4 separate regions of the Homo sapiens genome follow, and all the other regions are linked to region 2. Evidence: chromatin contacts called from ENCODE Hi-C or POLR2A ChIA-PET data. All regions are on one chromosome and are shown on one strand. Each heading gives the region's core, a stretch centred on a gene start or an enhancer-like site at or near the end of the contact. The rest is flanking DNA. Distances are from core to core; before and after follow the strand shown.

Region 1 (2,700 bases), core at 50-2,549, 2.1 Mb after region 2:
CACCCCAGGGGGTCGGTCCCGGGGGATAGCTGCCCCACCGTGGCTGAAGATCTCGGCTGCAGACCAAGGAGGGGCGGGGAGATTCTGAGGCAACGTTTCAACCTCGTAAGGAACCGAGGCCTTGAGGGTGGCCGGGGGCCCCTCTGTGAACTTGATCGGGGCTGGTGGGGCGAGGGCGCCCCCCAGGACAAGGTGGGGACGGAGGTGTCGCCACAGAGCACAGCGGAAACCGGGGACTTCGCCAGGAGGGCCCAGGATAACGGAGGGCGACTCGTGTATGTCGCGGAGGCGGCTCCGGGGACCCGGGACTTGTCGTCGCCTTTGTGACAGGAACCGCGGAGGAACGCCAGGCCTCCCCTGCATCCGCCTCGCCCCGGACAAGGTGAGGCTCAGACTTCCGCGCCAGCCCCGCCCCGCTCGTACACAAGCCCCGTCCTCCCGACGCCCGCCTCCGCCTCCACCGCCTCACATTGGACAAGGGGAGTGGCTCGAGGGTGGCCTGTTGGACTACACCCAATGGAATTCGGGGGGCGGGCCAAAGGGGCGGGGGCAGGGGCGGGAGGGGGTGGCCCCCGTCCCGGAGCACGCGGCGGAATCCCGGGACTGCACCCAACTCAGGATGGCAGTGGCGCCCTGGGGTCGCGCAAAGCGGATCGGGACCCCTGAGCCCGCGGTGACCTCCAGGCTGGACATCCGGGTCTCCAGTCGCCCTCGCCCCCAGAAGGACTTAAGGCGGGGGTGGGAGTGATCCCTTGTTTTAGGACTGGAGGTCCCCACACCCAGCTCCGAGTTAGAAGAGAGGGTCCCGGCCGGGCGCGGTGGCTGACGCCTGTAATCCCAGCACTTTTGGGCAGATCACCTGAGGTCGGGGTTCGAGACCAGCCTGGCCAAAATGGTGAAAACCCGTCTCTACTAAAAATACAAAAATTAGGCGGGCGTGGTGGTTGGGCGCCTGTAATCCCAGCTATTCGGGAGGCTGAGAGAGGAGACTCGCTTAAACCCGGGAGGCGGAGGTTGCAGTGAGCTGAGATCGTGCCACTGCACTCCATCCTGGGCGACAGAGCTAGACTCCGTCTCAAAGAAGATGCGGTCCCTCACCCTGTGGAGACTTGGGGGACAGCGGTGCCCCGTTTCCCTTAAATCCCTCAGACTCCTCCCGACCCTCGCGCTCCCCTCAGCGCCCCCCTCCAGCGCCCCCTCCAGCCGTTTGGGAAGGACCCCGTGCCATTACCCCACAAGTCTCCCAGGGATGGAGTGATTATTTGTACCCAAAAAAATAAATTCCCAAGGGCCCCCCGGGGGCTCCCTCTCAACCTATTCTGGCGCCTGGAGCAAGCCTTACCTGCAGTCCCCGCCGCGGCGAGGAGCAAGGCGACGGTCCAGCGCAATTTCCAGCCCCAGGGCCCCATGCTCGCAGCCTCTGCCAGGCAGTGTCCCGACCCGGATCACGACCTGCTGTGTCCTAGCTGGAAACCCTGGCTTCCCGCGATTGCACTCGGGGCCCACGTCATTTACAGCATTTCAATGTGAGGTTTCTAGCAGGGGGAGGAGTTTGCAGTGGGGTGATTTTCAAATGTCTTCACCTCACTGCAAGAGGAGGAGTTTCGAACGGCCGATGTGACATCGGCTTTTTAACCCGTGAAGCTCTGATTCCCACTCCAGTCCTTCGAAAGTGTCGCCAGGGCAGGCGACTTGATTTGTTGTATTTGGGTCTCCGGTGAAGAGCTGACGCCCCCTCAAAATTGGAAACGCATCTTCTGAAAGATCCTCCTGAAATTTCTCGATGTTTAACTGTTAACATTTTGCTGTTGTTGTCCACAGAAGGATAACAACAGCCTTTCAAGATCCTCCAATAGCCTAATGCCATTGTCCTCTCTGCCTCAAAAGGAAAACACTAAAAATGTTGGGAACTTCCGCCACTTTCTATATTTGCCTTTTCCTTTCTAGGAATTGTGTATAGATTTTTAGCTTCCTTTCGTTGTATATTGTTTTTACATTGTTATTCCAAATCACCTAATAGACACTGATCAATCAGGAATTTAAATAAAATCTTCACAAAAGTACAGCCAAAAAAATATTTTTTGTTTTGTGGGATCCCGCCTTTGGCTGAGTATAAACATCTGAAAAATCAATTGTACGGATACCTGGAGTCTGGACGTAAATATTGATTTCTCCCCTTAGGAGAAGGAGTTGAACAAACAGAAGGGCGGTTTCCTCTCCCTCAAAGCAAAATCAAAACAAAACAGGGCTTTCACAGTTGAACTTGAACCCCTAAGCCACAGAGAGCTGGTGGAGACCAACTTTTAGAATTGAGTCTCTTTGGGGACTCATGGGGTTGCCAGAGGCCTCTTGCCAAAAAGGCACATGTGAGAAACTTGCCTGAACCCCACACAGGGCTGGGCAGTCTTGGCGGTTCCCCCAGGAATAAGCTGGATTTCTCTGGGATTTTGCAAACTGACTTTGGCAGGCAGTGCTAACCTCTCAGCAGGATTTTAGGGAAACCTAGGAGACCAGGCAGAAAAGGGACAAATTGAACTCTCAGAAGGACAAAAAAAAAGATTAATCAGGGAAAATAATTTTTTAATTATTTTTATTATAATTTTTTAAATAATTATTTATTATTTATTTATCATTATTTCCAGCTGTCACTCAGGCTGGACTGCAGTGGCGTGATCACAGCTCTCTGCAGCGTCAACCCTG
Region 2 (2,700 bases), core at 92-2,591:
CCCGGGCAGCCGGAGCAGGCTGGAGCCCCAGGCTTCCTGACTCGCATTCCAGCCGGGTGGGGGAAGAGGAGAGTTTCACTTCCTTCCCTCCAGGGGCCAGGAAGGCGTGACGCCAGGAAAGCACCCCGCAGCGGGTAGGGGCGACCTGAGGGCTCCCAGGGACGCCATCTCCCAGAGACGCTGCAGAACGACCCTGCATACACAGGAGACGACCCGCTGAGGCCCCCTTCATCCCATCTCTCCTCTTCCCAATTATTTCCCCCATACAAGGCCCCCTCCCAGGTTATTCCTGACCCCTGCCCCACACTGATCTTCTCAGGCCTTGGGACACCCTCCCGTCCCGCCCTTCCCCCGCACGCTGGGAACTCAAAAGTTATTCCCCCCTAAAATACCCTTCCCAAACTCGTCCCCATTCAACGATGGTGCCAGACTGCGACGACCTGCCGAAGACGCAGGCCGTCCCCACCCCGCTAACCTTACCACGGAGACCCCACAATGATTTCCCCAGCCCAGGCGCTATCTCTGAGACCCCACGCAGCAACTCTGACGCGCAAGGGGGCGACCCTCCGAGGACTCCCTCAGATAACCCGCCCACCCTCCAGGGGAGACCAGGCCCCCTATCACTCAAAAAAAGTGCTTTCCCGAAGCTCCCCAACACACAGCGCCACTGTCACACATAGGGACGACCCTGAGTCCCTCCGCTGATATTCCTGGCCCCTACCCAGACGGAGACCCCACACACAGAGGGCCCCCCTGGAGACCATCCTCAAAGCCACCACCCGCTACCCCCAGGCTCGCACCCAGAAAGACTCCGCGCTTCTGAAGAAACCCACCTCCACGCACTTTCTCAAAGGTGACCTCCCCCCGCTGCTGGCATATCTGGGACCCCCTCACGACCACCTCGCCCCAAGGCGACCTCGAAGTGCCCCCAACTCCGCCACTTCTCAGGAAAGAGATTGGGAGAATGCGGCAGAACTCCCCGGAGGAGCAGGCCCGCTCCTCACCGCGCCCCCGCAGGGAGAAGGGAGGACCACCTCTCCCCCAGACCCTAGCCAAACCTGACACTCGGGACCCTGGGATGGGACGATCTCCCAGGTGCCAGCTCAGGGAGTCCATGAAAAGCTTCAACGAATCGAATGAGCCCCTTCCCCAGCCATAATACCCAGCCGCCAGAGATGAGGGAGGCTATCATTATTTACATTGCCCGTGCCTGGAAGGGAAACTGAAGTTGCGCAGGAACAATCCGAGGAACTGGGCCTTGAACCGAAATTCCGAACTCGGACCCGAATAGGCCCAGACAGAACTCCGACACCGCCCCCTACGGTGCGGCACGAGAGGGCTAAGGGGCGGGGGCATGTGCACCGGAAGCTGCCTCTGCCCACAACCAAGATGGCTGAGGAGAGGGCGGAAGTGTCCGCACGTCGGGCCTCCGAGGCTTCTCTTTCTCCCCTGGCGGTCCGGCTCTCGATGGTGGCGTGACGGGGGCGGGGGTGGCGGCGCGTTCTCCTCGGTTGGGAGGGAACCAGCCCGCGAACCCAGGCCGGGAGGGGGGTTCGGCCTGGGGGGGAAGGGACTGACATGTCTCTCGAAGACCCCTTTTTTGTAGTCCGAGGGTGAGTGACAACGACGGGGGAGGGCGGAGGGTGCTCTGTACCCAAGCCAGCCAGTGCCCGGGTGCCGGCCCCAGCGTGCCCGGCGGGCTGGGCAAGGCCGTCGGGGTGCAGAGTGGGAGGCGCACGCAGGGGTATATAGGGGTCTCCGGAGTCCCCCATGCGTTTGGGTTTGCAGTCGGGGGCAGAGGCAGGCGGGAGGACCGCCTGCCCCCAGCCGCGCCCGCCGTGCCCCTGCCCGCAGCGAGGTGCAGAAGGCGGTGAACACGGCCCGCGGGCTGTACCAGCGCTGGTGCGAGCTCCTGCAGGAAAGCGCGGCGGTCGGACGCGAGGAGCTGGACTGGACGACCAATGAGCTGCGGAATGGCCTGCGCAGCATCGAGTGGGACCTCGAGGACCTGGAAGAGACCATCGATATCCTGGGGCTTTGTGGCAGAGGGTGGCATGGGAGAGCCCATTGCGGTGGCAGCCCACCTTCGGGTAGGGCTGGACCCCTAGGGACGGGGATGATATCTGGCTCCGGCCTTGACCCTTGACTCTCAGCCCACGTATAGTGGAAGCCAACCCAGGCAAGTTCAAGCTCCCAGCCGGGGACCTGCAGGAGAGAAAGGTGTTCGTGGAGCGGATGCGAGAGGCAGTCCAGGTCAGGAAAGGTCCTGCAGGCGGGGAGTGGGGGAAGGTTTGAGTGTGTTTTTTTTTCTTTCTTTCTTTCTTTTTTTTTTTTTTTTTTGAGACAGAGCCTCGCTCTGTCGCCCAGGCTGGAGTACAGTGTTGCAATCTCGGCTCACTGCAACCTCCGCCTCCCAGGCTCAAGCGATTCTTGTGTCTCAGTCTCCTGAGTAGCTGGGACTACAGGTGCCTGCCACGATACCCGGCTAAGTTTTGTGTTTTTAGTAGAGACGGGGTTTCACCATGTTGATCAGGCTGGTCTCGAACTCCTGACCTCAGGTGATCCACCCGGCTTGGTCTCTCAAAGTGCTAGGATTACAGGCGTGAGCCACCGCGCCCAGCCTGAGTGTCTTTCCTCCCTAATGCTGTCCTTACCTCCAGGAAATGAAGGACCATATGGTCAGCCCAACAGCCGTAGCAT
Region 3 (2,700 bases), core at 64-2,563, 3.0 Mb before region 2:
CAGGAGACACGTGGAGCCCTGCTTCTCACTCACCTGCTGTGTGTCCTAAGGTGAGTTGCTCAGCCTCTCTGAGCCTCAGTTCTGCATCTGTGCAATGGGCATAATAGCCCTCCTTAATCATGTGAAGATGCTAGGAGAGGCAACTCTCCAGCACAGCACATGGAGATGAGTTGGGAGTGAGAGAATCAGGACTCTTTGTTGTGACTTAATTCAAGCAAGGCCTTTGTGTTTGCCTGGGGGAGACTCTGGCTTGGGCCTCAGACCTCATGGGCTGAGCTGCCTTGGGCAACTCACTTCACCTCTCTGTGGCTAATCTCTTTTTCTTCTTCTTTTTTTTTTGAGTAGGGTCCCCTCACTCTGTTGCCCAGGCTGGAGTGCAGTGGTGCAGTCTCAGCTCACCACAGCCTCTACTTCCTGGGCTCAAGTGATCCTCCCATCTCAGCCTCCTGAGTAGCTGGGACTACAGGAGCACCACCACCACGCCTGGCTAATTTTTGGATTTTTGAAGAGATGGGGTTTTGTCATGTTGCCAGGTTGGTCTCGTTCAAGTGATCCTCCCGCCTCAGCCTCCCAAAGTGTTAGGATTACAGGTGTCAGCTGCTGCATCTGGCCTTTTTATTTTTGAGATGATGTCTTGTTCTATCGCCCCGGCTGGAGTACAGTGGTGCGATCTTGGCTCACTGCAACCTCCACCTCCCGGGTTCAAGCGATTCTCCTGCCTCAGTCTCCCCAGTAGCTGAGATTATAAGTGTGCACCACCACTCCTGGCTAATTTTTATATTTTTAGTAGAGACAGGGTTTCACCATGTTGGCCAGGTTGGTCTTGAACTCCTGACCTCAAGTGGTCTGCCCACCTTGGCCTCCCAAAGTGCTGGGATTATAGGCCTGAAGTATTTATTTATTTATTTTTATTTTTTATTTTTTTGAGACAGGATCTTGTTCTGTTGCCCAGGCTGGAGTGCAGTGGTGCAAGTACAACTCACTGCAGCCTCAAACTCCTGGCCTCAAGCGATCTACCTGCCTGGACTTCCCAAAGTGCTGGCATTACAGGCATGAGCCACCGGGCCTGGCCTTCACTTCACTTCACTTCTCTGATCCTCCTGGGAAAGTCTGACCATCGGGGCTCTTATTTGCATGGGGTTTAGAGTTTCCAGGAACATGGGGGTACGCTGGCCCAGCTCTAGCACAGTCCCCTAAGACCTCACCACAAACGGCCCAACCTCGCTTCCCCTGACCTGCTTGGGTGATGTGGTCTCCCACAAACTAACGTCTTCCTTTCAGATGTCGCAACAGAATCACCCCCACACCCCTCAGTGTCCGCAGGCCTCGGCCCGCAAACGGACATGCGTCCCCCAGAGGAAGGAAGGGTGTGGAGGGGAAAACGAAGGTGCCCTGATGGGGAGATAACGGGGCTAGAATTCCAAGGCCCCCTCTCTCTGATACCAGGTTCTCCAGGGAGACAGATCTGGGCTTCTCAGCAGAGGCCGCAGCTGGTAAGTGGGCCATTCACAGATTCACGTGGGGTGGCTCTTGGGGGAGGTGGCCACAATGCCATCTTAGTGCTGGGAAAATGCTGGGCCCATACATGTCAGGGAGTGGGGAAGCCCTTAGGCTCTGCCAACACTGGGTTTGATGCGATTCTTTTTAGAGACAAGGTCTCACTCTGTTGCCCAGGCTGAAGTGCACTGTGCCATCATAGCTCCCTGCAACCTCAAACTCCCGGGCTCAAGTGATCCTCCCGCCTCAGCCTCCCAAGTAGCTGCAATCACAAGCTCACACCACCATGCCCGGTTAATTTTTCAATTTTTATTTTGTAGACAGGGTCTTGCTGTGTTGCCCAGGATGGTCTAGAACGCCTGAGCTCAAGCAATCCTCACACCCCAGCCTCCCAGTGTTGGGATTATAGGCATGAGCCACTGTGCCCAACCCTGGACTTGATGTAATTTTATGATTTTAGCTTCCTACAATGCCTTCATTCTATTCATTCATTGATTTCACAAACACTGGCTGAGCCCCAGCTCTGGATGGGCACCATGCTAGATGCTGCAGATGAAGCAGAAGGCAAGATCGGGCCGGGTGCTGTGGCTTATGCCTGTAATCCCAGCTCTTCGGGAGGCCGAGGTGGGCAGATCACCTGAGGTCAGGAGTTCAAGACCAGCCTGGCCAACATGGGGAAACCCTGTCTATACTAAAAACACAAAAATTAGTTGGGCGTAGTGGCTCATGCCTGTAATCCCAGATACTCAGGAGGCTGAGGCAGAAGAATTGCTTGAACTGGGAGATGGAGGTTGCAGTGAGCTGAGATCATGCCACTGCACTCCAGCCTGGGTCACAGAGTGAGACTGTGTCTCAAAAAAAAAAGGCAAGATTGGCATGGTCCCCACCCTTCTAGGGCCCACAGTCTATGAGGAGACAGATGCTGAATGAGTTCACATGCAGGACAGTCAGGCAGAAAAGAAAATAGCAAGGGCAGGCTGGGTGCGGTGGCTCAAACCTGTAATCCCAGCACTTTGGGAGACTGAGGCAGGCAGATCATGAAGTCAAGGGATCGAGACCAGCCTGGCCAACATGGTGAAACCCTGTCTCTACCAAAAATACAAAAATTAGCTGGGCATGGTGGCGCACGCCTGTAGTCCCAGCTACTCGGGAGGCTGAGGCAGAAGAATCGCTTGAACCCGGGAGGCGGAGGGTGCAGTGAGC
Region 4 (2,700 bases), core at 200-2,699, 2.3 Mb after region 2:
CGTTTTCAAAGTCGAGGTGCAGGGAAAACCCAGTGTGAACGGACTGCTCCTCGGGCTTTCCTTTAATCGGGCCGTTTCCAAAGTGGCAAAAAATTCACACAGGACCCAAGCTAGCTAGAGGCCTCCTGAGGGGTTCCCCAGGGCATCAGTGCAAGAAGCCCTGAAAGACAAAGCCAAATGACACAGAGTAGCAAAATGTGAACAAGGAATCAAAGAGAAGAGATAAGAAGGAGTAACAAGAAGAAGAATGAACTACAAAGACTGGGAGCGGGGGTGGGGGGTGCTGGCAAACGCATTTGTGATTTTCTTTTCCCCCCAGTGAAATGTCAGTTTTGAAAGCAGCTTCGGAAAATGTAACCAGCTTCTCACATCCCCCAAAAGAAGATGGGAGGAGGCTGTTAGCTCTTACTTCGAAGCCCGGCATCAGGAAGGGGCCCGTCCCGTCCACGTTTCCACGAGGAGCTCACCCTGCGGCTCCCACCGTCCCCGCATGGGCCCTCTCCCCAGATCCTGAAGTTTCCCATTCGGGGGTCCTGAACGCCACACCTCGCACAGCGGTGGAACTCGGTACTCGCGGGCGCCCCAGACCAGCAAACACTTTCCAACCGTCCTGAGCTATCCAGGGGGTCCCCAGAGGGATCCCGGGCCGCCCACGCCCCACCCTCCTCCCTGCAGAGGCGGCCACGCCCGCCCCCGAGACGCCCACCTCTCCCGCACCCCGGACCTCCCTCCCCCACGCTTAAGCCCACCACGCCTGGCGTCCTCCAAATTCCCCTTCCACTCAGAGCCCCCCACTTCCTGCTCACCCACCCCTCCCAAATCTCAGGCCCTTCACTCCCCATTTCGCGCTCCCTTGCTCACTCTGGGCACCTTGCCCCTCCGGCCACCACGCACGCCCTCTTTTCTCTGTCTGTCCCCTGGCACCGGCCCTCCACGGTCGCTCCCTGCAGGCCACCGGCTCAGTCCCGGGGACCCCACGCCAGGCCCCCGCGCTCAGGGCCCCTCCCCGCCGGCCCCCGCCCCGGGCCGGCCTCGTGAGCAGCCCCGGCCCTGCGCCTGCCCCGGGGCCCCGTACTCACGGCTGTAGAGGGCGATGCCCGCCGAGTCCGGGCCGGCGCGCACCTCGAGGCGCAGCGCCTGCTGCTCCGCGTGCCGCTGGATCTCGCCGTTCGCGTCGCCGATGGTGAGGAGGCGGGCGCCGGGGAACACCGACACGGTAGCGCAGGGCCCCGCGCCGCCCGGGACCGCCGACCCCGCGCCGCCCGCGCCCGGCCCCACCGCCGCCGCCGCCGCTGCCATCTTAGATCCGGCTCCAGGCCCCGCCGCCGCCGCCGCTGCGCCCGGGCCCAGGCCGCCGCCGCTGCCGCCGCCGCCGCCGCCGCCGCCGCCGCCGCCGCCGCCGCCGCCGCCGCTGCCGCTACCGCCGCCGCAGCCGCCGTGCAGGCCGAGGCCGAGCCGGGCAGCGCCGCCTGCCGGCCACGCGCCGCCTCGCCGCCGCCGCCGCCACCGTCGCCGCGGCCCGGCCCCGTGGCGCAGCGCCCTCTGCCGGCCGTCCTGGGCGCGGGGAGCTAGCGAGCGAACGAGAGGGCACCCCGTGGGGCGGGACCGGCTACGCCCCGCCCCGCGAGAACGGTCGCCGCTTTGTGAGGTGGCTCCACCGCCCGGGAACTGCGGGGCGGGAGGGTACGTCGGGGGCGGTGCTCGGGCGCGCGGGCACGCCCCTCGGAGGCCTGGGCCCCGCCCCCAGGCCGGCGCCTCATTAACGGCTGCTTTCGAGTGAGGCGGTGCGGGGACGGCGGGGGCGGTGCTCGGCCGCGTGGACACGCCCTGTACCCCGCCCCACACAAGCAGCCGCGCGTCGTGATGCGGCTTCCCTGCCCCGACCTGGACACGCCCCTGAGACTGGGCCCCACCCCCCCGGGCCCGCCCGGCTTTGTGAGGCAGCCCTCAGGGAGGCGTGGCCCAGCCGCGACGAGGCCCCGCCCCCGTGCCTGCCCGCGCCCTCCCACCCGGACTCGCTTTGTCAGCCGCCCCGCTCTGGGGAATGGGCGGGGGAAAGGGCGTGGCCAGCGCCCGGGCCTCGCCCCCAACCCTTCCCCCCACCGCCCCCGCACCGACGATTTCCGATGAGCCCTGGCCTCCAGGAGCAACCTGAGCCCGGTTGAAAGGACCCCTCCCCGACATTCGACCGCTCCTCCTCCCTTCCCCATCATCTCTGCCCACATTGCCTTCTTAATCCTTAATGTTTGACTGTCTCCTTTCGCACAAGATATCCTTTGACCCCCTCCTCTCTCAGCCCCTCCTCCAACGATGCTGAGTCCAGCCTGGCCCGGCGCAGGGCCCCTCTCCCGCCACACAAACCCGTCTTCTCTCTGCATCCCCCTTCATTTTGGGTGGCCCCATCTCTTTTGGGCGACCCAGTGAGCTTGGGCCACTTCCTAGCACTCCAGCTTTAACTCTTCCCTAGACCTCATTTACGCCTCATTCCTTTTTTTTTTTTTTTTTTTTCTTTGAGACGGAGTCTCGCTCTGTCTCCCAGGCTGGAGTGCAATGGCTCGATCTCAGCTCACCGCAACCTCCGCCTCCCGGGTTCAAGTGATTCTCCTGCCTCAGCCTCCCGAGTAGCTGGGACTACAGGCATGCTCTACCACGCCCAGCTAATTTTTTATTTTTAGTAGAGACGAGGTTTCACCATGTTGG

Evidence for each region. Hi-C counts contacts between places; a loop is a spot of excess contacts on that map. ChIA-PET counts read pairs that join two places held with the same protein, here RNA polymerase II (POLR2A). Pooled maps may share reads with other maps.
Region 1: a loop to region 2 is called in a map of naive thymus-derived CD4-positive, alpha-beta T cell, with 16 times the contacts of the local background. The contact joins the promoter of LDLR-AS1 here to the promoter of IER2 in region 2. A Hi-C loop is called at or near these places in 2 of 168 maps with a recorded cell type or tissue (both naive thymus-derived CD4-positive, alpha-beta T cell), 2 of 37 single-sample maps with no recorded cell type and 9 of 50 pooled maps.
Region 3: a pooled map shows a loop between it and region 2 (6-fold over the local background). The contact joins the promoter of HSH2D-AS1 here to the promoter of IER2 in region 2. A Hi-C loop is called at or near these places in 2 of 37 single-sample maps with no recorded cell type and 2 of 50 pooled maps. POLR2A ChIA-PET finds 5 or more read pairs at or near these places in 1 of 52 experiments (B cell).
Region 4: a loop to region 2 is called in a pooled map, with 13 times the contacts of the local background. The contact joins the promoter of CARM1 here to the promoter of IER2 in region 2. A Hi-C loop is called at or near these places in 2 of 37 single-sample maps with no recorded cell type and 8 of 50 pooled maps.

Annotation. Positions count from the first base shown.
Region 1 is chr19:11,088,258-11,090,957 of GRCh38, reverse strand. It overlaps LDLR-AS1 (LDLR antisense RNA 1), which reads left to right and starts at 1,299. Exons shown (of 1, transcript NR_163945.1): 1 at 1,299-1,890. LDLR (low density lipoprotein receptor) reads right to left here and starts at 1,495. Exons shown (of 18, transcript NM_000527.5): 1 at 1,343-1,495. The coding sequence starts at 1,409. RefSeq lists enhancers at 155-334, 52-645, 646-1,241 and a silencer at 405-664.
Region 2 is chr19:13,149,052-13,151,751 of GRCh38, reverse strand. It overlaps IER2 (immediate early response 2), which reads right to left and starts at 1,341. Exons shown (of 2, transcript NM_004907.3): 1 at 1,200-1,341. STX10 (syntaxin 10) reads left to right here and starts at 1,377. Exons shown (of 8, transcript NM_003765.3): 1 at 1,377-1,613; 2 at 1,855-2,024; 3 at 2,159-2,253; 4 at 2,661-2,700. The coding sequence starts at 1,579. RefSeq lists silencers at 1-66, 1,617-1,776, 1,817-1,866 and enhancers at 1,207-1,276, 1,297-1,496.
Region 3 is chr19:16,138,528-16,141,227 of GRCh38, reverse strand. It overlaps HSH2D-AS1 (HSH2D and RAB8A antisense RNA 1), which reads left to right and starts at 1,313. Exons shown (of 2, transcript NR_199156.1): 1 at 1,313-1,493. It also overlaps a transcript of HSH2D not described here.
Region 4 is chr19:10,870,302-10,873,001 of GRCh38, reverse strand. It overlaps CARM1 (coactivator associated arginine methyltransferase 1), which reads right to left and starts at 1,449. Exons shown (of 16, transcript NM_199141.2): 1 at 1,080-1,449. The coding sequence starts at 1,299. RefSeq lists an enhancer at 1-179 and silencers at 920-1,129, 1,220-1,269, 1,400-2,189.